Regions from separate parts of the Homo sapiens genome. Here all the other regions are linked to region 3. A link is an interaction called in ENCODE POLR2A ChIA-PET data of the cell type or tissue named here. Cell type or tissue: PC-9. All regions are shown on one strand. Links, peaks and the distances in the headings refer to the core of each region. The heading gives the core; the rest is flanking DNA. Region 1 overlaps DIPK1A (divergent protein kinase domain 1A). Region 2 overlaps EVI5 (ecotropic viral integration site 5). Region 3 has its middle 9.7 kb from the start of RPL5.

Region 1 (11,117 bases), core at 3,062-8,061, 54 kb before region 3:
TATGCTTCTACTTGTGTAAAGTTCAAGCAATCAACATCAAACTCTGCATTATAGGGTTACATGATCAGTGGTTAAACTACTTAGAAAAGCACATAAACAAATGATTATCATGGTAGTCAAGAGCATGTTGGGAGGATAGGGGTCAGTGAGGGTGTTAGAAAATTCTGGGGGTTTTATTTATTTATTTTTTTGAGACGGAGTTTTGTTCTTGTCGCCCAGGCTGGAGTGCAATGGCACGATCTCAGCTCACTGCAACCTCTGCCTCCCTGGTTCAAGTGATTCTCCTGCCTCAGCCTCTCAAGTAGCTGGGATTACAGGCGCATGCCATCATGCCCAGCTAATTTTTGTATTTTTAATAGAGGTGGGGTTTCACCATGTTGGCCAGGCTGGCCTCGAACTCCTGACCTCAGGTGATCTGCCCACCTCGGCCTCCCAAAGTGCTGGGATTACAGGCATGAGCCACCACACCTGGCCAGAAAATTCTGTATTTTTACCCAAGTGGTAGTTATTTAGATATTTGCTTTATAATTATAATGTAAGCTATATTTATATATTTTAAGTAATTCTGTGTTAATATTTTACAGTTAAAAAGATTTTTAAAGCATCAAGAGACTTGTAGATCTTAGAGACATTTAAATATGTACATTAAACACATATATACAAATAGTTTTTTCTAACTAAAAAAGTAATACATATTTGTTATAGAAAATTAAGAGAAGAAAAATAAAAATTATCCATAATCCCACCACCTCTTGACATTTTGAGATAACAACCCTTAATGTTTTGTTTATTTCCTTGCAGTTTCTAAAGTTTTTTGGTGATTTCTCTTTCTAAAAGCCAAATTGGGAACATATCATACATGTGATTTTGAAAGCGAATTTTTTTTCACTTAATATATCACGAGCTATTGCTTTTACTTAGACACTTCTTTGAAATAGTGTTTTACCATTGAGCCTAGTCACAGGCTTGAGAGTCACCCCATGCAATGAATTCCCTAGTTGTTCTTGGCATTTTGTTTTGCGGTCAGCCTCTAAGCATGTGAAAATTATCTGCTTTTTATTGAAACTTTATTTCTAGAGTTTTCATAAAATCAAAACACAGAATATGCTCCTGCAAATAAAATCTTTAAACTTGAGATCAAAGAATAATTCAGATTCTTTCTATAAATCCTAAAATTCACCTCTTAAAAAGATTAAGAATGCTAAAACTCTGACCAGTAGACTCATAATGCCTTTTTTTTTTTTTTTTTTTTTGAGACAGAGTCCCCATTCTCAAAATTAAGAACATTTGTGTATGGAGTATTTAGGGGTAAAGTAAAAGGACTTTGTGCTTTACATGTTTATGAAAGATGCAGAGTATTAAAAATAGATAATAGAAGTAGCCTTTTTTTTTTTTTTTTTTTTTTTTGAGACCGAGTCTCGCTCTGTCACCCAGGCTGGAGTGCAGTGGCATGATCTCGGCTCACTACAACCTCCACCTCCCGGGTTCAAGCGATTCTCCTGCCTCAGCCTCCCGAGTAGCTGTGATTACAGGCTCCCGCCACCACACCCAGCTAATTTTATGGGTTTCAGTGTGTTGGCCAGGCTGGTCTCGAACTCCTGACCTCATGATCCGCCTGCCTCAGCCTCCCAAAGTGCTGAGATTACAAGCGTGAGCCACCGCGCCCCGCCAGAAGTAGTTTTTTTGTTTGTTTGTTTGTTTGTTTGTTTGGAGACGGAGTCTCGCTCTGTTGCCCAGGCTGGAGTGCAGTGATGCGATCTCAGCTCAAGGCAACCTCTGCCTCCCGAGTTCAAGCGATTCTCCTGTCCCAGCCTCCCAAGTGGCTGGGATTACAGGTGCACGCCACCACGCCCAGCCAATTTTTTTTGTATTTTTAGTAGAGACAGGGTTTCAGCATATTGGCCAGGATGGGCTCTATCCTTTGGCTCCATGATCCTCCCACCTCAGCCTCCCAAAGTGCTGGGATAACAGGCGTGAGCCACCGCGTGGCCAGAAGTAGTCTTAAATGGCTAAATTTTGGTTGTTGCCTCTTTCTGCCTATTTTTAAAACTTAATGTAAAGTTACAAACAAGATCAAAAATTTTCAGATTTGTTTTGAAATAAGTTATCACAATGAAATCAAACGATATTTTAAAAGAAGAAAAACTATTACTATTTTTTAGAGTAGAATTGGCATTTTGTGTCATCGTGGGCTTACAATAAAATATTGGCAATCATTTACTCTAGTGATAACTGCTTCTGTTATTTCCAGACAGATGTTATTATATTTTTAAAATTACTAATATTTTATGCATTAAAGGCTAATATAAGATAAAATGCTAATGTCATACAAATTTAGCTCTTTCAACCCCACAGTTTTTGTTTTCATTTTATTGTGTAACTGTAAGTTTCTCAAACACATTTTGGGCCTGATAATGCTTTGCTGTGGGGGGCTACATTGTACATTGCAGGATGTTTAGCAGCATCTCTGGCTGCTACCCCACAAGATTTCAGTAGCAGCCTCCAGTTGGGAAACCAAACATGTCTCCAGACATTGCCAAGTGTCCCCTGTGGGGCAAAACTAAGTCCATTTGAGAATCACTGCCATAGTGTATTTACAAAAATTCTTATCATGCTTTTCAGGAACAAAATTAGGAAAAAAGCAACATACCATTACTAGCTAGGCACACAATCTGCCGAACAAAAAACTGCTGGGCAGTCATTGTGAATAGTTCAGCATAAATAAAAAGGTCAGACTACATTTCTTAATCAAAGACTACATTATCTAGGTAATTGGTACAGAACAGACCACTAGAAACATTTTAGTGAGTGGCACACAGGGAAATTAAATTGGTTAATAGCTACAGATGTAATTTATGGCTCTTTCTTCAATCATTATTTTTAAATGTGAGGCTGCAGGATCTGCAGATATTAAAGGACGCATGAAGGTCCTTTTACTACTTTGTGTTACCCCCAAATCACAGCAATTCTCAATGGCATGCTGAAAGAAAAAGGTGTCTCACTCCTTTTATCATTTTGTCTACAACAGGTGATGCCCAGTGCCCTGCTGGGAACATCATCAATCTAACTTCCTCTCAAAAATGTTTGGCATTCTTTGTCATGACAAGTAGGCATCGGGCAGTCCAGTTCATAGGGTTTTTCTCCATTTAAACATATGCCAGAGGAAGTAGAAAAACGTAGCTATTTGATAGGTAGAGAAAAGAAAAATATTTAAATATTGTCACAGAACCATTATCACACCTTAAAAAACTAAAATAATCCTTTACTATCATCAAGTATACTGTCATTCTTAAAATTTTCAATTGTCTTATAAATGTCATTTTTTACAGGTTTTCATTTGAATCAGGACTCAAAAAAGATACATGTGTTGTAATTATTTGATATATTTCTCTCTTTTTTTGCAACAGGGTCTCTCTGTGTCACCCAGGCTGTAGTGCAGTGGTGCGATCTTGGCTCACTGCAACCTCTGCCTCCCAGGCTCAAGCAATCCTCTCACCCTAGCCTCCCAAATAGCTGGGACTACAGGCATGAGCCACTATGCTTGGCTAATTTTTATTTTTATTTTTATTTTTTGAGATGGAGTCTTGCTCTGTCACCCAGGTTGGAATGCAGTGGCACAATCTCGGCTCACTGCAACCTCCGCCCCCCAGGTTCAAGCAGTTTTCCTGCCTCAGCCTCCTGAGTAGCTGGGATTACAGGTGCATGCCACCACACTCGGCTAATTTTTGTTTGTTTGTTTGTTTGTTTGTTTGTTTGTTTTTGAGACAGAGTCTCGCTGTCGCCCAGGCTGGAGTGCAGTGGTGCGATCTCGGCTCACTGCAGGCTCCGCCCCCCGGGGTTCACGCTATTCTCCTGCCTCAGACTCCCGAGTAGCTGGGACTACAGGCCCCCGCCACCTCGCCCGGCTAATTTTTTGTATTTTTAGTAGAGATGGGGTTTCACCGTGTTAGCCAGGATGGTCTCGATCTCCTGACCTCGTGATCCGCCCACCTCGGCCTCCCAAAGTGCTGGGATTACAGGTGTGAGCCACTGCGCCTGGCCTAATTTTTGTATTTTTAGTATAGGCGGGGTTTTACCATGTTGGCCAGGCTGGTCTTGAACTCCTCACCTCAAGTTGTTCGCCTGTCTTGGCCTCCCGAAGTTCTGGGATTACAGGCGTGAGCTCCTGGCTGGCCTTGGCTAATTTTTAAATTTTTTCATAGAGACAATGTCTCACTATATTGTCCAGACTGATCTCAAATTCCTATACTTAAGTGATTCTCCTACCTCAGCCTCCGAAAGTGCTGGGATTACAGATCTAGCCTAATATATATCTTAAATGATTTTTAATCTTTAAGTTTCCCCTTGCCTTTTTTTCCCTTCTTGTAATTTATTTGTTGAAGAAACTGGATTGTTTGTATTGCAGTGTTTCCCACAGCCTGGAGTTTGCTGATTATATCCTTATAGTGTCACTTACTTAAGTGTCACTTGTGTTTCTCTGTCTCATGTATTTCCTGTAAACTGGTAGCTGGAGCTAAAAGGCTTGATCAGATTCAGATTCAGTTTTCTTTTTGGCAAGTCCGAAAAGAAGATGATAGCCACTGACAGTATTGTTGGCTTCTTGCCCAGTGACTTGCAAATTGATTTAGCTAACATTTGCTGAATACTTACTACGTGCCCAGCAATATGCTTATGTTTTATAGGCATTATGTCATTTAATCTTATTTAGGTTCACAATATTAGTACATGTCGATTTCTGTCTGATGACCAAACCTCTTATTAGAGACGAGTCATCTTAAATATCTTTCAAACAAACCCCATGGTATATACCCCATTGTCTTTTATGTGATTTAATTTGGAGTTTAATCTGAACTTTCTTTTTACTTAGAGCAATACAAAAGTATCTTGCATTAAGGCACTTTTTCATTTTAATAATAAAGCTCAGAGACCTACAATTTTACTGAGAACTCATTGTACTCAAGCCTTTTGGTACAGGGATTCACCATCTGTTAACCTCACAAAGATATCTAAACCACAAATAGGGCCAATAGAATTCAGTATTTCCTGAGTCTCTTTTTCCTTTGCACTCATTGTCTTCTGCAGGTGTGCTTATGTCTCTCTCATCTCTTTCTGCTTCTTTGCATGCTCACAATGCTCACAATATCCTACTGTTCCCAGTGTGAGAAACTGGCTCGTGATTGTAAAAGCAAAACTAGCTTTTCATTGTTTGTTTACATATCTTTAATTTATTCTGCCGAATTCTCTTCGTAGTCCTCAGTTCTGCTGTTTATAAAACCAGACCATGGGTGCTACAGACTCAAAAAATAAATGTCAAATAGTCTTGATCAAGTGTCACTTTTGAAGATGAAACTGTTTGATATGTAATTGATGGAAAAAAGGCATCAACCAGCCCGAGTTGCAATTAGATACAAGAGCACTGGAAACAAAACAATGCAAAGAGGATCCTATTGTGCAGCTTTACACTTTGCAAGTTGATATGCAAAGAGTAACTTATTTTTAATATATCTTAACCCTTCTCCAGTCATTTCTCCTTTAACAATTGTTAGCGTCTCCTCAGTTTCCAGAATATCTATTCGGTGAAACATTTGGTTCGCTGAACAAGAGGAACATAAAGCCCTGGTGAATACAATAGGGAAATAGAAATGACTGTAGAGCTTAATTTCTTGTTCTGGTTGTCAGTATGAGACATTAGACAAATAGCCAGATTTTCTGTTCTTATTTCTTTAAAACAAAATTATTTTTATCATGATTTTCCTAAAGACCTTTAAGATTCTTATGTGAAAGAGTCTTTTGTAAGCTTCTAGTAAATAGGAATTGTACCTCTCTTTACCTGATCTCACAAGGTGCCCAGGGTAGCATGGTACATGTGCTTGTGCCTAAAAAGTAGCTTTGGATGATGGTGGTATTTGAAAGGTTATACATCTTAAAGGATATTTTGTTCCCTTTTTCCTTGGCAGGACCAAGGAGCTTCCTTTTCTAAGACCAGTGCTGTTTGGACTCAGTGAAAGTGCACTTTGTTCTAGAATTGCCATATAAAAGCCTGGAATATATATTGAGTTGTTCCAAGAAGGGTGAGAAGTCGTGTTCTAGGACATTGAATGCTGATTTGGTGCTGAATGAATGATCGTTATGTTCTTTTTTACTCACAGGCTCGCTTCTCATATGTGCGGATGAAATATCTTTTCTTTTCCTGGTTAGTGGTTTTTGTTGGAAGCTGGATTATATATGTGCAGTATTCTACCTATACAGAATTATGCAGAGGAAAGGACTGTAAGAAAATAATAGTAAGTATTTTAAATTTCCTGTTTACTAAAAAGCCTCTTCATAACACTATATTTACTGCTTACATACTTACTAATGATGTTTTTAAAAATAAAAGTTAATTTGACATTAGAATTGTGCTAATCTTCTTAGCTTTTTGACATGACCCATTAGTAAAGTTTTCCCCACTTTGAAAATTCCAGTGTTCAGAAATTTAAATATATAACACATAAATAAGTTAGTGTGGGGGCATCCTCAATACAAAGAAGGATTTTTATTATATATATATATATTTTTAATATATTTAAGTTTTAGTTTATTTCAATCAGATGAGTTTTTTAATGTTTAGACTATAAAAGCGTATTTACAGGCAGACTTTCTAGAACACATCTTTTACTCTTGAATACCAAAATTTATCTAAAAGGATTATTATTCTGTTTCTATCCTAGTGATTGGATGTATCTCAGAAAAATGACTGTATCAGTCTAAGATTTCTAGTAGTGATCATTAATTCTATAGACTTATATTTTAAAAATTTGAGAATTTCAAGTAAATTTAACTCCTTTTTTTCCACCAGTACTTTCTCTCTTTTTTTTTTTTTTTTTGAGACGAAGTCTTGCTTTATTGCCCAGGCTGGAGTGCAGTGGTACAATCTCAGCCTACTGCAACTGCCTCCCAGGTTCAAGCAATTCTCCTGCCTCAACCTCCCAAGTAGCTGGAATCACAGGCTCGCACTACCACGCCTGGCTAATTTTTGTATTTTCAGTAAAGACGGGGTTTCACCATGTTGCCCAGGCTGGTCTTGAACTCCTAGCCTCAAGTGATCCGCCCTCCTTGACTTCCCAAAGAGCTGGGATTACAGGCATGAGCCACCGCACCTGGCCTCTACCAGTACTTTCTAATATAAAGAATATTAAAACACTCCATCTCAGAATTATATTTGAATAGTAATGATTTGGAGGGTTCCAATTATTATAACTTGTTAAAGATTCTATAGTTGTTGAGTAGCTACTCTTTACCCAGGCCAGTGGTGTATGCATATAACAGGGAGCAAAATATCTTTGACCTTATAAAACTTACAGTGGATCAGGAAAGAAAATGAGTAATTACAGTAAGGTAAGATAAATAAGATAGCAACTGTTATGGGAACATAAGACGGAAACCTGGAGCTTCCCCAAGTTCTAAGAAAATAAAAACCAGTTTAACACAAGGTGCTTCATCAGTTAGGATACAAAAACACGTTATTCCACAGGAGTGTTACAGTCTTTTAACTAGGCAAGAGAGGGGAATGAGTTAGTAAAGAAGAGTCCTAAGTCAAGGTTCAAAGATAGCAATCCTGTGTTCATTCCAACTGGCCATTCTAGATCCTTAAGGAATTTTAAGATAGGAGGTATCTCTGGGGCCAATGTACTGGGTACTTTACATGTTCATTAATCCTTAGCATAATAGTGTACAGATAAAGAACTATGACCCAGAGAGACAGGAGAATTTGCCCAAGATGATGGAACCAGAATTTGATCCTAATTCTGTCTCTCTATGAAGCTCATACTCCTTCTGCTACCCTACATCAGAAAAGACTGACAGAAGAAGTTACAGTCTAATAAAGCTAATAAAACCCCACAAAACTCAGTTTCTAACCTTCAGTGAAGAAGGAGGAAACAGGAGGTAGATAATCAAGTTCAAAAACATACAAATAACCGAAACTATTTGAAATGTTTATTTCTCTTTCTCTAGGCCACCTTTCTCAAACTAGGTACCTTGGAGCACATTAATAGATATTCCATGGATAAAATATGTCCCTGGTCAGATGTATTTGGAAACAGAGGGTTAAATAAAGATAACAACTGACTTTACTAAGGACTTCTTAGGTTCTTTTAGATACTAATATGTGTTATGCATCTCCAAGAGACAGCAAATATACTTGATCAGAAAAAACCATATCCCCACCACAGCCCTCCCAGGAAGACCTGTTAACATCATCTGGTAATGTTAGAAATCTAAGAGATTAAGACAAAATGAAGTGGATATGCTTTTAAATATCTTGTATCATTACAGTATCCTTCAAATGTAGGGCAAATATTGGTACATATTCTGTCATGAGTAAATTAGAGTTGAAGTGCTTCATTACTTTTCACTTTAATTTAATTTCCCTTTAATTTATAAGAAAGGAAACCAGAACATAATTCTAGCATAATTTAATGGTTATTTTATCAAACCCTGAAGATAATGAAAGAGCTTTCTGAGTCTAAAATACATCATTTTCCTAAGACTGGCTTTTAAAAAATTATAGTTATTCTGCATTTGGGATTATGTTCTTAAAACCTATCATAAGTAGTAGTACTAAAGTCAATAGTACTAAGCTAAGATAGTACTAATATTGTATCACAATTGTGGGATTAGAACTAAAAAGCAAGCAGAAAAAATATTGTTAAAGTATATTTTAGCCAGGCATGATGGCATGCACATGTTGTCCCACCTACTTGAGAGGCTGAGGTGGGAGGATCCCTTAAATCCAGGAATTTGAGATTGCAGTGAACTATGATCCTGCCACAACACTCCAGCCTGGGCAACAGAGCAAGACTTCATCTCAAAAATAAAATAACTTCTTTAAAAGTATATTTTAAAGCCTCAAAGTGCTAACAAGATAGGGAGGAATTACTTGATCAAGACCTGGGAGAGGATAAGATTTTTTTTTTTTTTTTTTGAGACAGAGTTTTGCTCTGTCACCCGGGCTGCAGTGCAGTGGTGCAATCTCGGCTCACTGCAACCTCTGCCTCCCGGGTTCAAATGATTCTCCTGCCTCAGCCTCCCAAGTAGCTGGGACTACAGGTACCCACCACCACACCTGGCTAATTTTTCTATTTTTAGTAGAGATGGGGTTTTGCCATGTTGGCCAGGCTGGTCTCAAACTCCTGACCTCAGGTGATCCACCTGCCTCGGCCTCCCAAAGTGCTGGGATTACAGGCGTAAGGCACCACACCCAGCCGAGAGGATAAGATTTGAAAGAGGTGGGCCTAGTTTTTGTGGCTGCTTTTCACTGGTGATGTATGATCTAAAATTGAAATATACAGTCTTAAGGGGCTAGGGTAATAAAAATCTACTACATCCAACCAAGGATGGGAACACTGGCACACCATGCTTTGTGCTGAGACCTTAAAGGAATGAACCCCAGGAGTAAAGGTAAACTAAAAGAATCTCAGAATGGTGAGCTGACTTTTATGGCCTCTTTTACCCTGGGGGGAATTTGCTGATTCTGGGCATGGGCAGGGATCTGAGAAGCAGAAACCTTATGTTGGCGGAAAGCCCCTACTGGGGACAAGAAATCAGCAGAGGCTTTGTGGAAAACCAGGGGAACCTCATGCATACAGCCAGTTATCCTGTTGGGATATTTGCCAATTCCCGGGGCTCTGCAGAATGAGAGGTTAAAAACCTCATTGGAAAGCCTTTGAAAAGCAGAACAGACTCTTTGGCAGTCTCACAAGATACAGATTAGAGTTATGAACTTGCCAGAAGGAGAAGCCCCAATGAATACCAAGCTCTCAGTTAAAAATCCTAGAGGGCTATATACCCTTGGACATAAGTAGCTAGAGCTTTACCCAGAGCTACAACCAAGTCTCAACTTCAAACAGCTCCTGATTTTGTTAAGGTGATCAGCTACCATTACCTTTGTCTGCTAGACAGAAGGAAACCCTCTCTGGAGACATTATGTAAAAAAGTACAAAGAATGCCAAAAGACAAAATAAAATGACCAAAAATCAAGAGATAAACACAGATACTAGAAGCAGATCTCCAGATGATCCAGATATTAAGAGTTATTCAAAAAGAATGTAAAAATAACTTTATATTCATGTTCAGTTAAATAGGAATAAAGGTAGAAGAAATAGGTAAAACAATGGAGAATTTCAACAGAGAATTGTAATATATAAAAAAGAATCAAGGCTGGGCATGGTGGCTCGTACCTGTAATCCCAGCACTTTGGGAGGCCAAGGTGGGCAGATCACTTGACTCCAGGAGTTTGAGACCAGCCTGGCCAACATAGCAAAAACCTGTCTCTACTAAAAATACAAAAAAATTAGCCGAGTGTAGTGGCACACATCTGTAATTCCAGCTACTCAGAAGGCTGAGGCACAAGAATCACATGAACCCAGGAGGCAGAGGTTGCAGTGAGCTGAGATCACATCACTGCACTCCAGCCTGGGTGACAGAGGGAGACTCTGTCTCAAAAAAAAAAAAAAAAAAAAAAAAAAAAGATTTAAAGAAAAAGAATCAGGAAAATAGTATGGAGGGTTCTCAAATTGTTAAACATGGAATTACCATATGATCCAGTAAATCCACTTCTGGGTATACATACCAAAAAAATTGAAATCAGGGTTTCAAATGGATTCTGGCACACCAATGTTCACAGTAGCATTATTCATAGTAGCCAAAAGGTGGAAACAAGCCAACTGTCCATCCACAGATGAATGGATAAACAAAATATTGTATATAGATACAATGGAATATTAGCCTTTAAAAAGAGTAAAATTCTGATACATGCTACAACATGGATGAATATTGGAAACATTATGCTAAGTGAAAGAAGCCAAACACAAAAAGACAAATATTGTATGATTCCATTTATATGCTGCAATACCTAGAATAACAATTACATATAAAATGGGAGAAGGATAAAGGAAGTTAAAGTGTTTAAGTCCTTACAATATTGCAGAGTAGGATAAAAGAATCAACCAGTTAACTTTAGACTTTGATAATTCAAGGATGCATATTATTATTTCTAGGATAACCTATACAATAGAAAGAGTGTACCATTTCCAAACTAACATAGAAAAAATGGAATAATAAAAGAATAAAAGAGG
Region 2 (11,117 bases), core at 3,058-8,057, 130 kb after region 3:
TTCCTGTTAGCTCCACAATAACCTTTTAGTAGTCATTTCTCTTGGGCATCTAAAGAGCAGTTTTTCTCTGCTTGAGGTCTGAATCTCTCAACAGCTGACCTAGCTCTCTAGGAATCCTGTGGATCCTGTGAATCCTCTAGGAATCACAGTTTCCTTCAAGACAGGGCAAGCAGTGGTGGTAGAGATATTAACTTCAATAAGTATTATTACCACCATTGGAGTAATAAATAATATTTTGGTGATTGATCTACTTAGCTGTTGTCAGTGGCAGCAGTATATTAACACAAGAACAGTAGTCACTTATGGCCCAGGGCCATAAGGTAGAAAAGCTCCTCTTTTTGTTTCTAAAGTTTATGCCGACACCTTATGCTATATTCTCCCATAACTTCAGTTTAGAAATGTAACTCAGAGAGTCTGATAAAATTTGCAAAATTAGTACATACTTTATCAAAATGGTTAGAAGTATGTATGTTTTGTATATATCTCACTCCTATAATATTAGGTATATTGTCTGCATTAGACCTTTGCAAAAGACATGGATTCTTATCAGCTCAGAGTCACAGAGAAAGTTATGTAGCAGCACATTGCTCTAGGACTCAAGTGTCTTGATTTCTTTCTAATGGAAAGGAATGACTATAAAACAACTTGGTGTATGCCACTCCGTGTCACATTTTTTCATTTTGTCACCATGGTTTCAATTTTTTTGAGAAGGACCTAGTGATACTTTTTCTGTCTCCTTTTCCTCTTTTGTCAAATTACCTCAACTTATTTTTTAAAATGTTGCCATTAAAAAAAATTCTCCTCTAGTTCCCATATCAATGCTATTGCAAAGAGGAGAGGGAATGAAACTTGTTTTGATATGTTCAGAAGAGAAGAAATTGTTGTAAGACAAAAAGGGAAATTATAATTACATACTGCATAATGACATTTTGGTCAACGGTGGACTGCATGTGTGATGGTGCGCCCATAAGATTATAATACCCTATTTTTACTTTGCTTTTTCTATGTTTAGATACACAAACATGTGCCATCATGTTACAGTTGGCCTACAGTATTCAGTACAGTAACATACTATACAGGTTTGTAGCCTAGGAGCAATAGGCTATATAGCATATAGCCTAGGTGTATAGTAAGCTATATGGTATAGGTTTGTGTAGGTGCACTCTATGATGTTCGCACAATGATTAAATCGCCTGAGGACATATACCTCAGTAATCTCTGTCCCCTTCCAGTGCTGTGGGAGAGAAAAGAGAAAACAACTACCTTAGGAGAGAGCCAGGTTTCAGTGTTGAAATATTCTTAGGGGAGATACAGATTTCAGCTAAAGAAAGAGAGGAACATTTGGAAAAGAGATTGAGGATATAGGTAGACTATTCTGTTGATGGTAGGATATGGGTTCCAGAAAATGCTGTGGAAAAGATTTAGGAAAGATTGGAAATGGGGTCAGATTAGGAGAACAGTAAAATCATTTAGGATGAGAGTCCTGGGATTTGGGGCTTCTCGTAGTGACTGACATAATTCAGTGGGGCTGTGGGGCTTGATAGAATTAATAGAGATAGTCTCCTAAGTAGAATTGTGGCCATCTGTGTTGAGAGGAAGGAAGAAGTGCAGGTTTTGCCAAGAGTGACTCTTGGCCCCCTGTCCGTGGCTGTGTCAAGGCCAGGAAAAATGTCTTGTTATTAGCAGCAGTCTTCAGTAAGAAGAAGGCCTGGAGATCCTTTGGGATGTTCTCTTTTGAAACACACTGGTATAACGGGAATGAATGAGAATTAGCAAATTTTATTATTTTGAGAAAGATGGTTTAACAATTTGGATAGTTATTTGCCTAAGTATTCTGAATATCTTTGTAGCTCTTTACAGAGCTTTCACATTCATTATCTTATTTGATATGATTTCCTAGTGATTTACACATAAAATGTGAAATTGGTACCTTTAAACCCCAATTTCAGATAATGTGAAAACTTAATTTATATGTCCTTTTAATACTTGTACCATGTCATATGATTTTTTGCTCAGAATCCTCAAAAATCCCTCTCTCTCACTTAAGGTAAAAGTCGAAATCCTTACAGTGGCCTCTACAGTCCTCTGCATTTTGGTTCCCTGTTATTTCTCCTCCATGATGTAACCTTCACTCATAGTATTCTAATTTAGTAGTTCTCTATTTGCTGTTTCTTGAGCATGCCAAGTGTGATTCCATTTTAGGACCTTTGTACTCTTTGGTCTTCTGGAACTGTTCTTTCCTCAAATGCTCCCTTGCTTTCTTCAGGATTCTGCTTAACTGTTACCGTATCAGGGGACCTTTCCTGATCTATATCAATAGCCGTGTGTCTCCCCAGCATTCCCTACTTTATTTTATTTCTGTAGCATCCATCACCATCTGACATATATATTAGTTGATTTATTCCATGTCTTGTCTGTCTCCCTCCATTAGAAATTCAGGTTCCTTGAGAATAGAGATTGTGTTTATTTTGTTCACTGGTGTATACCCAGAGAGAGAAAAGTATCTGGCTGTAAATCAGTATTTTGGGTTGAATTAATGAATGAGGCAAGTTGAGGCAGTTGGTTTCAGAGGTTGTAAGATTTGTTTAACTTCTCATTCTTGGTGATAGAATGGGAGACTAGAACTTTCTGATTCTTACCTCATTGCTCTTAACATTGCAGCACACAGCCACTCAAACAATGTTTGTGGTTGGCTGTGTACTTAGTTTAAATATCATTGGTTTATTTGTGTATCAGAGAACATTAACCTATGTTGTTTTTTTTTCTTCCAATGTAGATGCCAGAAGAAGAAGCTTTCTGTGTATTTGTTAAATTAATGCAAGATTATAGACTTCGTGAACTTTTTAAACCAAGTATGGCAGAATTGGGCCTTTGTATGTACCAGTTTGAATGTATGATACAGGTAAAAGTGCAGTGTTGATAAAAAGGCATATTGCCTTTATATTTTTTATATCTTGTTCTGAGTGCCAACTAAGCAAATTTAATGTTAAAAGCATTAAAGCACTTGAAGAAGTAAGTGTTTTAATTACATGATTGTTTTTTGGTTGGTTAATGTACAATTTGACCCTTCAAATTAGGTAGATCACAGTCTAGGACTTGACTCCAGTTTTCATATTCAATCCTTAAGCATTTCTGCCAAATGTACTATACACCCCTTACCTAAGCACATGAATTTCCTTATTATATCCTATTATTGTTACGTAGTCTAAGCTCTCTTACAGGAGCTTTATGATATTACACTGACATCAGTCCATTTACTTGGAGACTGTCTCTTTGAGTCCTCTCCTCTGCCTTTTTACTTTTATTTTATTTTTATTTTTTGCTAGCCCGTAATTTTTTTTCCTGTAATGTTTTCTTATGTTGCTAGTTTAAGACTCAAGTTATCTAGTGACTGTATGAAGGTGGAGAGAATAGGAGCAGAATCAAAATCAAGGGAAAAATACCTTTGAAGTATTTTACCTTTCTGGATTTAATTTTTATATTTTATATATTTAAGTTTGCTATAATGTAAATATTTTCATTTATTTCAATTTCAATTTCAATTAAATGAGCAGAATTTAAGAAAATAGGTGAATGAATCAGCTGGCATGAGAGCCATTTTTATTAGTTTCCTCTCTCCTGGCAGCCTTATAAACTCCAGTTTTTCCCATCTGTGGTGGGAGCAAGGGGATATGTAAAATGTTCTTATATTTTATTTTTTATTTATTCATTTATTTATTTTTGAGATGGAGTCTCGCTCTGTGGCCCAGGCTGGAGTGCAGTGGCGTGGTGTCGGCTCACTGCAAGCTCCGCCTCCTGGGTTCATGCCATTCTCCTGCCTCAGTCTCCCAAGTAGCTGGGACTACAGGTGCCTGCCACCACGCCCAGCTAATTTTTTGTATTTTTTTAGTAGAGATGGGGTTTCACCATGTTAGCCAGGATGGTCTCGATCTCCTGACCTCATGAACCGCCCGCCTTGGCCTTCCAAAGTGCTGGGATCACAGGCGTGAGCCACCGCTGTGCCTGGCTAATTTTTTAATTGACATACAATAGTTGTACATTATGGGGTACATATTTTTTGTTTTTATATATTTTAAAGAAAAAGCCAGAATAGGTTTTGAGATGATTTTTTTTTTTTTCCTGAGACAGAGTCTATCTAGCTCTGTTGTCCAGGCTGAAGTACAATGACACAATCACAGTTCACTGCCGCCTTGACCTCCTGGGTTCAAGCCATCCTCCTCCCTCAGCCTCCTGGATAGCTGAAACTACAGGTGTATACCACTGCACCTGAATAGTTTTTTATCTATTTTGATTTTTTATTTTTTAATTTTTGTAGAGACAGGGTTTCACTCTGTTGTCCAGGTTGGTGTTGAACTCCTGAGCTCAAGTGATCTTCCTATCTCAGCCTCCCAAAGTGCTGGGATTACAGGCATGAGCCACTGTGCCTGGACTTGAGATGATTCTTAATTAATTCTTTTCTGAAATAGTAAGCTTGTTTTTAGCAGCCTTAAACTCTCTTAATGTTATATTTTCAATTAATGTGTCATTTATGGCTGGACGCAGTGGCCCATGTTTGTAATCCCAGCACTTTAGGAGGCTGAGGTGGACAGGTCACTTGAGCCCAGGAGTTTGAGACCAGCCTGGGCAACATGGCAAAACCTTGCCTCTACTAAAAATAAAAAAAATTGGCTGGGCATGGTGGTGTGCACCTGTAGTACCAGCTGCCTGGGAGGCTGAGATGGGAGGATTGCTTGAGCTTGGGAGGCAGAGGTTGCAGTGAGCCAAGATCACACCACTGTACCCTAGCCTGGGTGACAGAGTGAGACCCCATCTCAAAAAAAAAAAAAAGTCTCATTTATGTTTTGAATTACTAGAGTTGCTGAAACATCTGTATTTTGAATATTTTTCCTATTCTTTAGGAAGGTAAGAATGGGTGATCAGTGGTAGATAGTGCCTGAAAGTATTTTAACATACCATTTATTTTCTTTTTAAACGTCTTTTTAAAATATTATAGTTGATAGAAGAGTATAGAAAATGTCAGTCACTCTTGTATCCACCAACAGGATTAAACAAATATAAAACTTTTATTCAGTTTCTTTTTATTAATAAATTAAATGTTATACTCAAAATTCCAACTTCACATTCTTTCCCCCTTCTTTCTTTCCTAGATACTAGCCACTGTCCCAGATGTTTCAATGTCTATGTCTTACCTTTTCCATATGATGCTTGATCTAATCTGTGTTTGGTATAGGCTAATCTAGTATAAATATAATCTAATTTAAAATACTCAGTTTTACTGTGTTATAACTAATTATTTTCTTCTCTTTAGGAGCATCTTCCAGAGCTCTTTGTACATTTTCAATCTCAGAGTTTTCATACCTCAATGTATGCATCATCCTGGTTTCTGACTATCTTTCTTACAACTTTTCCACTACCAATTGCAACAAGGATATTTGATATCTTTATGTCTGAGGTAAGCTAATGGGCAGACAAAGAGCAGGAGCTGAGCAAAGGGGTCACTGAGTTAGTGAGAGCAGGGCAATGAGGAGAGCAATGAAGGAAAGCCATGTGTCCCATGCAAAACTGCTTACATGGATAATCTCATTTAAACCTTATAATAACCCTATCAGGTAGATACTGTTTTTATTGCATTTGTTAGATGATAGATGAGGAAGTTGAGACTTAGAGAAAGGTTAAGTAGCTTGTCTATGGACACACAATACATAAGTGGTGTTGTAACCAGGATTCAAACATAGGCAGTTTGGAGCCTACACTGTTAATCATACCTCTTTATCACCTCCTAACTCATACAGTGAAAGTTAGTGAGAGGTAAAATTTGTCTTACAGTTAATATTGTTGAAATGCATCTGTCATCCAAAGAGTAAGAAGTAATAAGCATGTTTCTTCTATGAACACATTGCAGGTTGTTGTCCTTTTGTCAGTAGCACATAGAGGTAATCCTTTGTTTTCTAGTCTGTGAACTCAATGTTGTTATTAATTACATCTTGGGAAAATCAATTTGTATTACCTATCTAAATTAGTTCAGATCACAGTTGGTCAGCTGTGATTCATGTACCAATCAGATGGACAGATTTTTGTGCGAAATCCATTCTTCCACACCTGTTTTTTATAAAGTTTTCCTAGAACACAACCCTGCCCATTTATTTATATGTCGTGTATGTCTGCTTTAGGGTTGTAGTGGCAGAACTGAGTAATTTTGACAGACAATATAGCCCACCAAACCTAAAATACTTGCTTTCTGACTCTTGACAGAAAATGTTTGCCAGCCCCTAGTTTAGATCCCTAAATGTTTACCTTAGTATTATTTCAAATGACTCGTTTTTGTTGATGGAAGAGTAACATAAATTTGGATTTATTTAATTTGTTTCCTCAGGGTTTAGAAATAGTGTTTCGTGTAGGATTAGCACTTCTTCAGATGAATCAGGCAGAACTGATGCAACTTGACATGGAAGGGATGTTACAGGTAAGTTCATAATTTATTTTCTTTTTTTTTTTTTGAGACAGAGTTTAGTTCTGTTGCCCAGGCTGGAGTGCAGTGGCGTGATCTTGGCTCACTGCAACCTCTGCCTCCCAGGTTCAAGTGATCCTCCTACCGCTTCAGCCTTCTGTGTAGCTGGAATTACAAGCATGCACCACTACACCTGGCTAAGTTTTGTATTTTTAGTAGAAACAGGGTTTCATCATGTTGGCCAGGCTGGTCTTGAACTCCTGACCTGAAGTGATCCGCCTGCCTTGGCCTCCCAAAATGCTGAGATTACAAGCATGAGCCACCACGCCCAGCCCATAATTTCTTGAATGTCTTTGGATTTCACTATTAACAGCACTAAGTCATTCTTATGTTTTTTTTTTAATTGTATCTTAGCACTTTCAAAAGGTCATTCCACATCAGTTTGATGGTGTCCCAGACAAGCTAATCCAAGCAGCTTACCAAGTCAAATACAATTCAAAAAAAATGAAAAAGTAAGTATTTTATATTTTTGTTGGAAATTCAGTGGAAGTTGCAAAACATTCTAGTGATACAGTTTTCCTCCTTAGGTTATAGAACTATATTATTTTCTTCGGTGGTATTGGTTTCAATATAGCATAAAGCTAATGTTGGAATATACTGCTTTTAACAGTGGTGCATGGGACTAGCATGTACTACCTTTAAAACTTTCCTCCTTTTCCACGTTGACTAGAATTAGGAGCCTGGAATGGATATACATATATGAGGATGCTGTTATTTTTAAAACCACTTTTCTGGTGTGGTCCCATTCATTGACATTCTTTTCCTCTTAGTTTGACCCCACAGTGTCACTTAAGTTCAAAATTAGCATAACCAGCAAGATAGACATGAGGTATGGATTGAGAACTTAAAATTTTATTTATTTATTTTAGAGACAGGCTTTTGCTCTGTCACCCAGGCTGGAGTACAGTGGTGTGATTATGGCTGCTCACTGTAGCCTTGAAATCCTAGGCTCAAGTGATCCTCCCACATCAGCTTCCTGAGTACAGGAAGTACCCTGTCTCTACTAAAGCACAGGTGTACTACAGGCGCACACCACCATGCCTGGCTAATTTTAAAATTTGTTTTGTAGAGACAGAGTGTCACTATGTTGCCCAGGCTGGTCTCGAACCCCTGGGCTCAAGTGATCCTCCCACCTCAGCCTCCTAAAATGTTGGGATTACAGGTGTGAGCCGCTGCACCTGGTCAAATCTTATTTTTTGTACTACTTTCTAATGAAGCTTTTTTTGGCATTCATGTCCTAAAAGTTCAAAATAAAGTCTCTGCTCATTAGTTTTATTTTTGAAACAGATTAAGTGTATTAATTAAAATAATAGCTGTGATTTCTCTAGCTTCCAGTACTTAATTCTTAGCCTGCGGTCATAGTTAGCATTTCTGATACTGTACTTTCTATGGTATAAAATGCTTTAAAATGATAACAGTACTGTATGCTAGCAGTTAGCAGTTTTTCTGCTGCAATATGAAATTACATTAACATGTACAACATACTACTCCCATGGATATTCCTACTCCACAAAGTATATTTAAATATGAGTGAGAATTAATGTTATTAAAATTAGTTAGCTTTTCCATGCACAATGATGTGTACCTGTAGTCCCAGCTACTCCGGAGGCTGAGGCAGGAGGATTGCTTGAGCTCAGGAGTTCACAATCAGCCTAGGTAACATAGTGATACCTTATCTCTTTTAAAAAAATTAAAAAGTTAGCTCTAATTGACAAAAGCAAGCCAAGCCGATTTTTGAGCTTCAGCTTTTATTAAGTTACTTGTGATGTTTTAAATAACCACCATCATGTTGATACGTTTTAAATAACTACCATGTGTGGAGACATCATATAGACAAAAAGCCGCTGTGCCTTGTAACTGATAAAAACAAATTATCTCAATTTTTGTCACTTGGTAAAACCACATTGAACTCACACTAGCCAGGCAGAGAATTTATTTGACTTTAAAAGTCTGATAGAGAATGAGGTTCCTTAACCTTCTTGGTAACTAATTCTCCTTGCATAGATCTTGTCATATGTACAATCCATTTCTGAAATTTCAATTAATCCTGTTTACTTATCAGATTTCTGGCCCTCTATTTCTTTCACTTCCTTATTCGTGCTCTCCCCATTCTGCTTTATCAAGATCTCTAGATTGAGGTTTAAAAGCCTTCTTCTGATATGAACAACTGTGCTTCCTCTGCCCTTTTGTTTCCTGTATTCATGTATCCAATTGTTATTGCATAGTTACTGAGATTGCTGACAGTAAATTATGTTTCCAGTGGCCTTCCATGTATATTTATATTGACTTTGATTAATTATCTCATTCCTCACAGTGGTTACTTCAAACCTTACCATTCTTCCCAAACTCCCATCCCCTTTTTGCTATATGTAACTCTCACCAGATTACCTTATTCCTAATTCAGCAGTCATTTCCAAACTTCCTAAACTTGCTGTCTTCCAGCTTGTAGACTTAGCTATGTTCTTTTTCTTCTCTTTTTAGAATACAGTATTTTTTTTTCCTTTATAATGCTAATTCAGAATACGTGATGTTACTCATTTCCATCTCTTCCAGGTCTTTGCTCCATTAATTATTCCTTCTCTATCTTCAACCTCTCTCTCTGTTGTTTCATTTTCTTCAATCTAAGAAGATAATTTTGAGTTCTGACTTAGAAGCAACAAAACAAAACCTTCCTCAACATAGCATTTCATTTTCCTTTTATGAAGCTTAGCTGTGAAGGAAAGAATAGATTTTACTCATTAGCTACAGATCACATTCTATTTGCTTTTTTTCACTTGGGAAAATTTTCAGACATAACAAAAATAGAATAATAAATATCCATTGCTTATTGTCTGTATTTAACAACTGTTAATATTTTGTCATATTTATTTTTTTCAAAGTATTTCAAAGTAAATATTGTTAATATTTTGTCATATTTATTTTTTTCAAAGTAAAGCTCAGAAATTGTGACACTTCACTCTTTAATACATCAGTATTCATGTCCATAAAGTAATTTGCCTCATTTACCACATTGCTTCCACCACTTAACAGTAGTTCCATAATACTGCCTAATACTCAGTCTATGTTCACATTTCCTCAGTTGTGCCAAAAATGTCTTTGCCATTGATTTCATTGTATTCAGTTGTTCACTTACATTTTTAAAAATTTAGATCAGCACCACCTATTCCAATCTTCTTTTTTAATATATTGGCTTGTTGAAGAGACCAAGTCAGTTATACCGAGAATATCCAACCTGAAGGATTCATCTGATTATTTCCTTGTTATCTCATTTAACTTCTGTATCTCTTGTGTTTTCTATAAACTGGGAGCTAATGTGAAGACTTAATCTAATTAAGTGCAAACATTTCTGACAAGAATACTTAATAGGTGATACCATGTACTTTATTCATCTTAAAAGATGCATAATGTCTGTCTCACTGTTATTAGAGATGCCATGATTGGTGACTAGGTTAAGGTAATGACAGATTTCTTTATTATGAGGTTATGTTTTCCCTCTTGGCACCCAGTAAGTACTTTGTAAGTTGATACTTTGGCATTGTAAGAATATCCAGTTCATTATGACCTTCCACCTCTTGGCTCAGTCTGCTCAAAAGTTATTATTGAGGGCCAGGCACAGTGGCTCACACCTATAATCCCAGTACTTTGGGAGGCCGAGGTAGGCAGATCACTTGAGGCCAGGAATTCAAGACCAGCCTGGGCAACGTGGTGAAATCCTGACTGTATAGAAAAAAAAAAGACCAAAAATTAGCCAGGTATGGTGGTGTACACCTTTAGTTCCAGCTACTCAAGATACTAAGTTGGGAGAATCACTTGAGAAGTCTAGGATGCAGTGAACTGTGATTGCGTCACTGTACTTCAGCCTTGGCAATAGAGTGAGACCCTGTCTCCAAAAAAAAAAAAAAAGTATCATTGGGGATACTTTTCATGTTAAATTATTTCATTTAGGATAACAAAAGCATGATTTTAAAAATGTTATTCTTCTTACATTTATCAGTCAGCTTTCTTCATAACCTTTTCTTCTTTAACTGCAGCTAACTTCATTCTACTGGAAACACATATAAACACTTCATTATTTCAGCCAGGCGTGGTGGCTCACACCCACAATACCAGCACTTTGGGAGGCCCAGGCAAGAGGATTGCTTGAGCCTGGGAGTTTGAGACCAGCCTGGGCAACATAGCGAGACCCCATCTCTGCAATAAATAAAATAAGCTAACCAGGTGCCTGTAGTCCTGGCTTTTCCATAGGCTGAGGTGGGAAGATTGCTTGAGTCTGGAGTTGGAGGCTGCAGTGAGCTGTGATCACAGCACTGCACTCCAGCCTGGGTGACAGAGTGAGACCCTCTCTCTTAAACAAAACAAAACAACTTTATTATTCCCTTTAATTACCAATTTCCAGAGAAAAGAGTTAGTGGGAATGGTGTTCTTTTAAATTAGTCTATTCTTTTGCAGGTGGCATTATTAACGAATTACAGCCTATATTCAGAATGTTTTAAGGTTGCAAAGTAAGCTGTGTTCAACATCACAAAATTTTGCCAAAGTGACACTAATCTATAGTCTAACCCGGCAGTGTAAGAGTTCTTATTGTGGCCACGTGCAGTGGTTTAACATC
Region 3 (11,117 bases), core at 2,433-7,432:
GTTCAAGAGATCCATTGTACAATATGATGGCCATAGTTAATAACAATGTAGAATATATTCTTGAAAATTGCTAAGAAAGATTTTAAGTGTTAAAATCTTAACACTTAATAGATTTTAAGTGTTCTCATCAGAAAAAAAAATAAGTATGTGAGGTAATGCATATATTAATTAGTTCTATTTAGCCATACCACAGTTTATATATTTCACAACATGTTGTACACAATAAATGTGTCTAATATTTGTCAATCATATTTTAAAAATATGTTATTTACAATTTTTTTGTAATTGATTTTTGCTTTACATGAGAGTGTATAGAGCCATCTACTTTACAGTTGAATCTTCTTTATAGATATTAATCCAGTGGAAAAATTTGAAACGTTTTCTGATACAGGGTCTTGCTCTGTTGCCAGGCTGGAGTGCAGTGGCACGATCCTGGCTCACTGCAATCTTGAACTCCTGGACTCAGGGAATCCTACCACCTCAGCCTTCTGAGTAGCTAGGACTACAGGCCCATGCCACCAAACCTCACCAATTTTTTGTTTTAAGAGACAGAGTCTTGGGCCAGGCACAGTGGCTCACGCCTGTAATCCCAGCACTTTGGGAGGCCGAGGTGGGCGGATCATGAGGTCAGGAGATTGAGATCATCCTGGCTAATACGGTGAAACCCCGTCTCTACTAAAAATACAAAAAATTAGCTGGGCGTGGTGGCGGGCACCTGTAGTCCCAGCTACTTGTGAGGCTGAGGCAGGAGAATGGTGTGAACCTGGGAGGCGGAGCTTGCAGTGAGCAGAGATGGTGCCACTGCACTCTAGCCTGGGTGACAGAGCGAGAATCCACCTCAAAAAAAAAAAAAAAAAAGAGACAGAGTCTCACTACATTGTCCTCGCTGGTCTGAAACTCCTGGCCTCAAACAATTCTCCGATCTCAGCCTCCCAAAGCACTGGGATTAAGGCATGAGTCACCATGCCCAGCTGAAACATTTTTGTTTGTTTGTTTTGAGACAAGGCCTCACTGTCTCCCACGTTGTAGCATAGTGGCTCAATGAAAGCTCACTGCAGCCTCGAACTCCTGGCTGGACTCAAATGATTCTCCAACTTCAGCCTCTGGAGTAGCTAGGACCACAGGCACACACCACCATGCCCCACTAATTTTTAAATTTTTTGTAGCAACAGAATGTTGCCATGTTGCCCAGGCTGGTCTCGAACTCTGGGCTCAAGTGATCCTCCAGCCTTGACCTCTCAAAGTGCTGGGATTACAGGTGTGAGCCCCCTGACCCCGCTGAAACATTTTTAAACCTGTACTTTTATCTAGGAAAAATTAATTAGCCAAAGAAAGAGTAAATTTTGTTTCTTTTTTAAAAAATGTGTAAATCAGGCCGGGTGCAGTGGGTCACGCCTATAATCCCAGCACTTTGGGAGGCCAAGGCGGGCGGATCATGAGGTCAGGAGATCGAGACCATCCTGGCTAATACAATGAAACCCCGTCTCTACTAAAAATACAAAAAATTAGCCGGGTGTTGTGGCGGGCGCCTGTAGTCACAGCTACTTGGGAGGCTGAGGCAGGAGAATGGCATGAACCCGGGAGGCGGAGCTTGCAGTGAGCAGAGATGGTGCCACTGCACTCCAGCCTGGGTGACAGTGACACTCCATCTCAAAAAAAAAAAAAGAAAAAGAAAAAGTGTAAATCTATGGTTTTTAATGGGACTGAAAGTCAGCAAAATATCAATGACAATTATGATTATGACTGGGTGTTCTGCTAATAGGCTATTGATGTTTGGATGACTAATAAAGACGTACACAATTCATAATTATAATATATGCATTTCATAAAAATTCCTTTTTGTGTCTTCATTTCAGCAAAGTTTCTTTGTTGTTATCATTAAGATATCACATAATTTATGTTCTACAGATAGTAATGCCAAATTAGATAATGTTTCTTGGGTCATTGTCATTCTTTTTGCCATGTTGCCCAGTCTGGTCTCAAACTCCTGGGCTCAAATGACCCACCCGCCTCAGCCTCCCAAAGGGCTGGGATTACAGGCGTGAGCCACCGAGTCCACCCTATTGTCATTCTTAAATAGTTTTATTATTTCCAATAAATTTTGTTCTGCTGAAGCAAGAGAAACTGGAATTTTAAATAAAATTCTTAAAGCAATACTTAGATTTGGAAACGAACCATGATTTTTATATATCACATTTAAACAATGTGATGGTATCACATACGATCATTCATTGTTTTCACAGAAACTATTACTTTATATTTTCATATTGCCATGTAAATCATTGTCACTTTGATTGCTATTTTCTTTCTTTTTTTTTTTTTTTTTTTGAGATGGAGTCTCACTCTGTCACCCAGCCTGGGAGTGCAGTGGCGTGATCTCGGCCCACCGCAACCTCGCCCTCCCGGGTTCAAGCGATTCTCCTGCCTCAGCCTTCTGAGTAGCTGGGACTATAGGCACGCAACATCACACCCAGCTAATTTTTGTATTTTTAGTAGAGATGGGGTTTCACCATGTTGGCCAGGATGATCTCGATCTCTTGACCTCGTAATCCGCCCGCCTCGGCCTCCCAAGGTGCTGAGATTACAGGCATGAGCCACCGCGCCTGGCCTGATTGCTATTTTCACTGTCTTGTAGTTGTATCTACATCCATTAAGGTTTTGGTAAATTCTTCTCCTTTCCAATATTTCAATGCTGGAGTATAATAAAGAAAAACAAAACTAGCAGTATGTTGCTTGATTTGTTCAAATATCTTTTCAATTAGACTATACACTAATTTATCAGGTTCAGAAAACAATATAAAAATTAGTTTTAGGTTTATTTTTACATACGTTTTCTTCCTTACAGTTATGTAAACTTTGTCTCCTCATTCTAATTCCCTTGTATTGAATTGGAATGTCACTTTTGTTGGTTTTCATTCAGTTTCATTCACTTCAGAAAAAAAAATTTCTCTAAAAAATGTTAATTCTTTTACAATTTAAATTTATTTGAGTTTTTGAACACTTATATTAACTTTTTTTTTTTTTTGAGATGGAGTCTGGCTCTGTCACTGGGCTGGAGTGCAGTGAGTGGCGTGATCTCGGCTCACTGCAACCTCCGCCTCCTGGGTTCAAGTGATTCTCGTGCCTCAGCCTCCCAAGTAGCTGCGATTACAGGCATGCACTACCACACCCAGCTAATTTTTGTATTTTTTGTAGAAACGCGGTTTCACCATGTTGGCCAGGATTGTCTCGATCTCTTGACCTCATGTTCTGCCCGCCTTGGCCTCCCAAAGTGCTGGGATTACAGGCGTGAGCCACCGTGCCTGTCTGTATCAACATTATTAAAAGCAAGCAAGGCTGGGTGTGGTGGCTCATGCCTGTAACCCCAGCACTTTGAGAGGCCAAGGCAGGAGGATCACTTGAGCCCAGGAGTTCAAGACCAGCCTAGGCAACATAGTGAGACCCCGTCTCTACACAAAATAGAAAAAATTAGCCAAGTGTGGTGGCGAGTGCCTGTAGCCCCAGCTACTCAGGAGGCTGAGGTGGGAGGATTGCTTGAGCCCAGGAGGCCAAGGCTGCAGAGAGCCATGATAGTGCCACTGCATTCCAGTCTGGGTGACAGAGTGAGACCCTGTCTTAAAAAATAAATTAATTAAAAAGAGCAAGCAATGCCACATATCAAAAAACTAGAGAGTACACACTCAAAAAAAATCATTTTCTGCCTAGGCTCCTGATTTGCTCTTTACTTGAGCACCTTCCGTTATTTCACTTTACTCTTCTAGATCATCTCATATCTTGTCTAAATCAAATCTGTTTCAACAAGATGAATGCCCTTGGAACCAGAAATTAGAACATAAAGACAAACAAGAAAATGAATATGCTTTCTTCATTACTCAAGGCATGCTACTTTGTTATTAAAGAATCCTTTGCATTCCCATTATCAGAAAGACAGGATTTGATAAGTTAATTTGTTTTTTCCCTACTAGGTAAACAACTTTCCATTACTCAAACCTCCCTGCTTTCCAAAGCAGCGTCCATTTCAAATGTCAACTGCAGCACAACTCCAAAATCTTCATGACATTCAGACACAGTCGCCTTTTGTTTTCAGGTCACAGCATGAGAAATGAGAAGGAGCATATCCCTAGAGCCTGGAAGGTGTTGATTTCTAGGGCAGATGCTTAGAGTTTCTGGTCAGAACTGAGTACCAAGTCCTAAGTGACAGAGGCAACCATAGCCATGCATTGTTTTTGTTTTTGTTTTGTAGCCATGCATTCTTCTTCTTCTTCTTTTTTTTTTTTTTTTTTTGAGATGGAGTCTCACTCGTCATCCTGGCTGGAGTGCAATGGTGCGATCTTGGCTCACTGGAAGCTCCACCTCCCGGGTTCAAGCTATTCTCCTGCCTCAGCCTCCCAAGTAGCTGGGATTACAGGGGCCTGCCACCAACCCCGGGTAATTTTTGTATTTTTAGAAGAGACGGGGTTTCGTCATGTTGGCCAAGCTGGTCTTGAACTCCTGACCTTGTGATCTGCCTTGCCTCAGCCTCCCAAAGTGCTGGGATTACAAGCATGAGCCACCGTACCTGGCCTGTAGCCATCATTCTTTAAACTTACTTTTCTGTATGTTTGTGACATGAAGAGTTTTATAAAGTGCAGGGTCAGAGGAAGTTTCCCTCTTGCCCGGGTCAAAGGGAAATACTTCATGGAAACTTCACACCCTACAAAGATCACAATGCCTGAGCCTCTCCCTGCTGGTCTGCTGTGCTGGACTTCTTTTGTCATTTTTTTTTAGACAGGGTTTTACTCTGTCACTCAGGCTGGAATGCAGTGGTGCAACCACAGGTCACTGCAGCCTGAACTCCTGGGCCCAAGCAATCTTCTGGCCTCAGCCTTTCCACCAGCTGGGACTATAGGTATGCACCACCATGCCTGGCCTGGCTTGTGCTAGACTTTCACTGGCTTCCACTGATCTGTTGTTGATGACTCAGACTTGATTGGGACAGTGCATGGGGAAAAGAAAGGGGGCTCCCAGATTTCTATATATTAAAAATAGTGGGCTGGACACAAATAGTGACTCGCGCCTGTAATCTCAGCACTTTAGGAGGCCAAGGCAAGAGGATTGCTTGAGTCCAGGAGTTTGAGACCATCCTGGGCAATATAGGGGGACCCCATCTCTGCAAAAAAAAAAAAAAGTTGTTTTTTTTTTGAGACAGGGTCTCACTTTGTCACCCAGGCTGGAGTGTGGTGGTGCAATCTTGGCTCACCACAATCTCCGCCTACTGGGTTCAAGCGATTCTCCTGCCTTAGCCTCCTGAGCAGCCTGGGTGACAGAATGAGACCCTGTCTCAAACAAACAAACAGACAAAATAAAGATGAAACTGTAGCTGGGAAGCTGATTGTTATCTCCCAGGTCATCAGGCTGAAACTGAAGCATTACAAATCTTCCAGAAAATGAAGACTTTCAAAACTCTGATCAGTATGAACTAAGGGACATAGTCCTGTTACCAGATGGAAGCCCCTATGAATAGAAAGAAATGTCAGGCCAGGCGGTGGCTCACGCCTGTAATCCCAGCACTTTGGGAGGCTGAGGCGGGTGGATCACCTGAGGTCAGGAGTTCAAGACCAGCCTGGCCAACATGGTGAAACTCTGTCTCTACTGAAAATACAAAAATTAGCCGGGCGTGGTGGCGCACTTCTGTAATCCCAACTACTCCAGAGGCTGAGGCAGCAGAATCGCTTGTACCCGCGAGGCGGGGGTTGCAGTGAGCAAAGATTGCACCACTGCACTCCAGCCTGGGCGACAGAGTGAGACTCCGTCTCAAAAAAAAAAAAAAAAAGAAAGAAATATGAGGGAAGCCCTGCAAACCTAAAGAAGGTGGTCTCAGGACAACTCTGGGAAGTTAAACATCAATTTTTCAGCTACCTAACATACAAAAGTCAAAATATTTAAGTAATTCTGTAATATTTAGATGGCTTCCTAGAGGTGAAGTTTACAACAAGTCATAAAAAAGAAAGTTGGAATGCCCAAGGATTGCTAAACTTTAGAGGTCAATGCCACTTTAAAAGCAGTTTTCAGCCAGGCACGGTGGCTCACACCTATAATCCCAGCACTCTGGGAGGCCGAGGCGGGTGGGTCACGAGGTCAGGAGTTCGAGACCATCCTGGCCAACATAGTGAAACCCCATCTCTACTAAAAATACAAAAAATTAGCCAGGCGTGGTGGCGGACGCCTGTAGTCCCAGCTACTCAGGAGGCTGAGGCAGGAGAATCGCTTAAACCCGGGAGGCGGAGGTTGCAGTGAGCTGAGATCACGCCATTGCACTCCAGCCTGGGCGACAGTGAGAGACTCTGTCTCAAAAATAAATAAATCAGTAAATAAAGTAGTTTTCTTTCACCCTGCCTGTCTAATATATATATATATATATATATATACACGTATATATACGAATATATATTCGTATATATATATATATATACACGTATATACGAATATATATGTATATATACACGTATATACGAATATATATGTATATATACACATATATATACACGTGTGTATATATACATGTATATATACGCGTGTATATATATGTGTATATATATACGCGTGTATATATATATGTATATATATACGCGTGTATATATATATAAGTGTGTATATATACGTGTATATATATGTGTGTGTGTGTATATATATATATACACCTATATATATATATATATATATATACACACGTATATATAGTGTGTGTGTGTGAGTTTGGGAGTGTGTTACAAGCTAAGAATCCTACCTGAGAACTAAAATTGTGAGTCTACATCTTTTCTGGAATTATTGAAAGTGACCATGGTCTTATTTTGCCAGTTCATCAAGGTTTAAAATATATGACTAATGACAAACTTTATAAATCCTTTTGAGAATCTACCTGTTAAATTACACCAATGTCTGTCTCCCTCTTCAATTATTTGGGCATATAAAGAGGACCTAAGATATATACATGAAAGCTCACCAAGTTTTTGGGAGAAACAACATAAATTATGGCTTTTTCCCTTAGCACATGACAATAAAGCCAACTTCTTCAAGGAAATATTGCAAACATAAAGGTGTAATTATATTTGTTATAGACAACCTCAAAGTGATGCTCATAATGCTCTTAGTCATTTTCATGTTTCTGCATGGGGTCAGCATCTTAGAGAGTCTGTGCTTAAAGGAGTCATCGGAATGGCACTTAGCACTGACAGCACAGCCATCAGATGAGTGTTTGAATACACCGAATGACTCCAGGAGCTCCGATGGAAGAGGCAGGACAAGTACATTAAGAATACTTGATAAAGAGCAAATAACACCAGAAACCCAAGTCACCCTTGATGATTCTCTTTTTCTCAAGTTCCACATCCATATCCTAGTGGCTGCACTTTAAAATATGTATATATAAAATAGCCAACCATTTCTCATGCCCTCCACTGCTACTGCCCTGGTCCAAGCTACCATCATCATTGCCCAGGTCATTGCATTAACTTCAACAGTTCACTCTGCTTCAAACTTTGCCCTTCTACAGGTTATTCTCCACACAGCCCGACTGATATTTTAAAAATACAAGTCAGAGTATGCTACTCCTCTGCTCAAAATTCTCCAGTGGCCAAATTCCTCATCACAGCCCACAAAATCCTACATGCTCTGGACTCCACATGTTTCTCTGACCTCACCTCTTCTCCTTTCAACCTTTCCTCATTCCATTCCAAATACTGGCCTCTAGGCGCACTCCTAGCTCAGAGTCGTTGTACTAGCTGCTCCCTCTGCTTTCACTAGTCAGCCACCAAATATTCATTTGGTGTGCTGCTTTACTTCTTTAGGTCTTCTTTTCAGGAAGGCCTTCCCTCATCATTACATCTAAAATAAAATACCCCATCACTCTCTCTTCCCTGTATCCTGCTTTTTCTCCACAGCATTTGTTACAACCTAGGAATTACACATTTGTTAATTTGTTTAGTGCATCTACCCTCCCTACCCCAAACAGTCTGTGAAGTCAGGAAAGGGACATTATCTGTTGCAATCACTGCTGTATTCCCAGCATGCATAGCAGAGTTTGGTATAAAATAAATTTAATGAGTAAATGAAATGGGTATACTATTATGGCAGGCACATTATAACCTCTCACCATTTATTTTAGTTGTTCCATTTATCAGTTAGTATATAACAATCTACTTGAAAATATAGAGGCTTAAAATAATAACACTTATTTATTTATTTTGAGATAGGGTCTCACTCTGTCACCCAGGCTGTAGTGTAATGGTGCTATCGGAGCTCACCGCAGCATTGATCTCCTGGGCTCAAGGGATCCTCCCACCTCAGCCTCCAGAGTAGTTGGGACTACAGATGCATGCCCCCATGCCCAGCTAATTTTTTATTTTTTGTAGAGATGGAATCTTGCTATGTCGCCCAGGCTGGTCTCAAACTCCTGGACTCAAGCAATCCTCCCACCTCCCAAAGTGTTGGGATTACAAAGTGTAAGCCATTGCATCTGGCCTTTTAAATTTTTTTGTAGAGACAGGATCTTGCTATGTTGCCCAGGCTGGTCCCGAACTCCTGGGCTCAAGTTCTCCTTCTGTCTTGGCCTCCCAAAGTGTTGGGATTACAGACGTGAGCCACTGAGCCTGGCCTTCTAGTTTTTTTTTTTTTTTTTTTTTTAGACAGGGTCTCACTCTGTTGCGCAGGCTGGAGAGCAGTGGTGCGATTTCAGCTCACTGCAATCTTTTCCTCCAGGATTCAAGCGATTCTCCTGCCTCTGCCTCCCAAGTAGCTGGGATTACAGGCACATGCCATCACGTGAACCCAGCTAATTTTTGTGGGTTTTTTCTTTCTTTTCTTTTTTTTTTTTCTGAGACAGAGTCTTGCTCTGTCACCCAGGCTGGAGTGCGATGGCACAATCTCAGCTTACTGCAACCTCTGCCTCCCAGGTTCAAGCGATTCTCCTGCCTCAGCCTCCCAAGTAGCTGGGACTACAGGCGCACACCAGAACGCCTAGCTACTTTTTGTATTTTTAGTAGAGACAGAGTTTCGCCATTTTGGCCAGGCTGGTCTCGAACTCCTGACCTCAAGTGTTCCCCCCACCTCGGCCTCCCAAAGTGCTGGGATTACAGGCATGAGCCACTGCTCCCAGCTTAGTTTTTGTGTATTTTTATTAGAGACGGGGTTTCGCCATGTTGGCCAGGGTGGTCTCGAACTCCTGACCTCAGGTAATATGATGTCCTTGGGCTCCTAAGGTGCTGGGATTACAGGCATGAGCCACCAGGCCTGGCCTCTAGTTTTATTTGAGGTGTTTTGTTGTTGTTTTGTTTTGTTTTGACAAATAGAGATTTGCAGTGGATTAGGGGTAATTTGGTCTTGCTTGCAGTGCTTCTACTCACCAGAAGGAGGAGTGTGGCCAGCAAGCTGCCAGAAGATGAAGCTGTATTTCTAGGGGCAGAAAGAAAATTGGGAAATGAACAAATGACCTACTTCTTTCCATCTAAGTATACCTGAAGAAGGGTGCAGCTACTGGCTACTGGCCTAAAATTTGGGAAGGGAAGGAGGATATTGGTGAAAGCCTGGGAGAAGCTTGCCAAGATTCATCTGTTTCCAGTAACAGAGGGGCAGGAGCAGGTGAGTTTGAGTTTGTGTGTTTGTGGGTGTTTGGGGCAATGCCTCAGAGAGAGAAGGCGGCTAATGACAGGGTCATTAGATGTCAGTAAGTGACTTTGCAATTCAAAGTGTTGCTATCCTAAAACCAGGAAGTAAGCACAGGACCTCATGGATTGTACACAGGTCATATTCATGTGCACTTCTGAGTTTGGTCCAAAAATATGGTATAACCTGTATGTGTTCCACAACTGTCTTTTGCATTTTGTCCTCTATAATACATAAATGGCCATTCTTCCTTCAGCTATGAAATTGATTTTACCTCCTAGACCCACTACCTCCTAATTCTTGCCCCTCTCTTTAACCCATGAATCCTTGCTGCCAGTCTTTGGTTGAGACAAAGACCAGCCTTGGGTGGGGACTCCTTTTTTCAAGAATGTCTGAGGCTATCAGTAGTAGTGAATTTATATATTCTCAATACCAAAAGGGGCTGAAACAATTCTTGGATGGCTTCAAGTTTGAAACCAACAAGTCAGAAAGACTCCAGACCATTTCAGCCCCCAGGGCCATGGGTAGCACCAAAGGAGAGAATGGGCTTTAGTATCCCTACAGTCTTCATTAGCACCCCCATCATTGATACAGACGATTAGTATTTTCTCAATTTTTATAAAGTGCTATGTACATGCACCTTCAAGACCTGTTCTCTCACCCTACCTCTCCACCTAGAAAGCTGCTGTATGCTCCTGCTGTGTAAAAATCCTAAAGCTGTCCCTGGTTGGTCATCTGCAACGACCCATAACACTTGGCTTCCTGGAGTAGGTGCAATTGAGATTCTTTGAACTTTGCCCAATTTTAAGTGTAACACAACCAGTGTAGTTGCAGTATTTACATTGGAAAAACAGGTTCTGATCAGCATTAGTATGGGCAAAGTGGATATAGTTTTAACTTACTTACTAAACTAGAATGTTTGCCTTTAGATCACCATGTGTACTTTCTTTGGTCATTTATTGCTGAAGTAATCATTAAACCTTGGTGTTGTCCCCATCATAGATTAAGTAAAGGCCCAGGCAAGAAAATCTCTAGATGATTTTTTCCTTTAAAACCCACCCAATTTAGAATAATTTTTCATTCACCAATAATTTTTCATTCACCAAAAGTAGAAACTTAACATGACTTCCTAGATGAGACTTTTTAAATTTTACTGTCACCATTATTTACACACTTGTTGAAGAATATAGAATAAGTCCTCTTTTCCAGAATAAAATAAGCTTTTTTTTTTCTATAATAGAATAGCTATATTTTTTCTTTTTTCTACTAGAATCCTCTGCTGGAGGAAATACTTGGATAAGGTGCTGCTGTGGAGGGTGAGGCCTCAAGGACTTGCTGAAGCATCAGGCTTGAAAAACTGCTATGCAGACAGCCAGGCGAAGAATTTGCTTTGCACACCTGTAATCCTAGCATTTTGGGAGCTGAAGTAGGAGGATTACACAGCTGCACTCCAGCCTAGGCGACAGAGTGAGATCTCA

The links. ChIA-PET counts read pairs that join two places held together with the same protein. Peaks named below come from ENCODE experiments on the same cell type or tissue, not always from the same donor. Only the 100,000 strongest peaks of a DNase experiment are listed, where the experiment ranks them.
Region 1: POLR2A ChIA-PET joins it to region 3 with 8 read pairs; 8 of 35 experiments call an interaction of 5 or more read pairs at or near these places.
Region 2: POLR2A ChIA-PET joins it to region 3 with 5 read pairs; 3 of 35 experiments call an interaction of 5 or more read pairs at or near these places.

Annotation. Positions count from the first base shown.
Region 1 is chr1:92,871,463-92,882,579 of GRCh38, reverse strand. It overlaps DIPK1A (divergent protein kinase domain 1A), which reads left to right. Exons shown (of 5, transcript NM_001006605.5): 2 at 6,150-6,284. Among named protein-coding and RNA genes, the nearest start is that of SNORA66, 36 kb to the right of the region's middle. In PC-9, for the core only: no CTCF peak of the experiment used is centred there; no DNase peak of the experiment used is centred there.
Region 2 is chr1:92,689,645-92,700,761 of GRCh38, reverse strand. EVI5 (ecotropic viral integration site 5) reads left to right here. Exons shown (of 20, transcript NM_001350197.2): 6 at 2,777-2,902; 7 at 5,309-5,452; 8 at 6,374-6,463; 9 at 6,863-6,960. Among named protein-coding and RNA genes, the nearest start is that of EVI5, 90 kb to the left of the region's middle. RefSeq lists an enhancer at 7,565-8,066. In PC-9, for the core only: no CTCF peak of the experiment used is centred there; no DNase peak of the experiment used is centred there.
Region 3 is chr1:92,816,817-92,827,933 of GRCh38, reverse strand. No RefSeq gene overlaps it. Among named protein-coding and RNA genes, the nearest start is that of RPL5, 9.7 kb to the left of the region's middle. In PC-9, for the core only: a CTCF peak has its summit at 4,662; a DNase peak (open chromatin) is centred at 4,873; H3K27ac peaks cover 1,054 bases.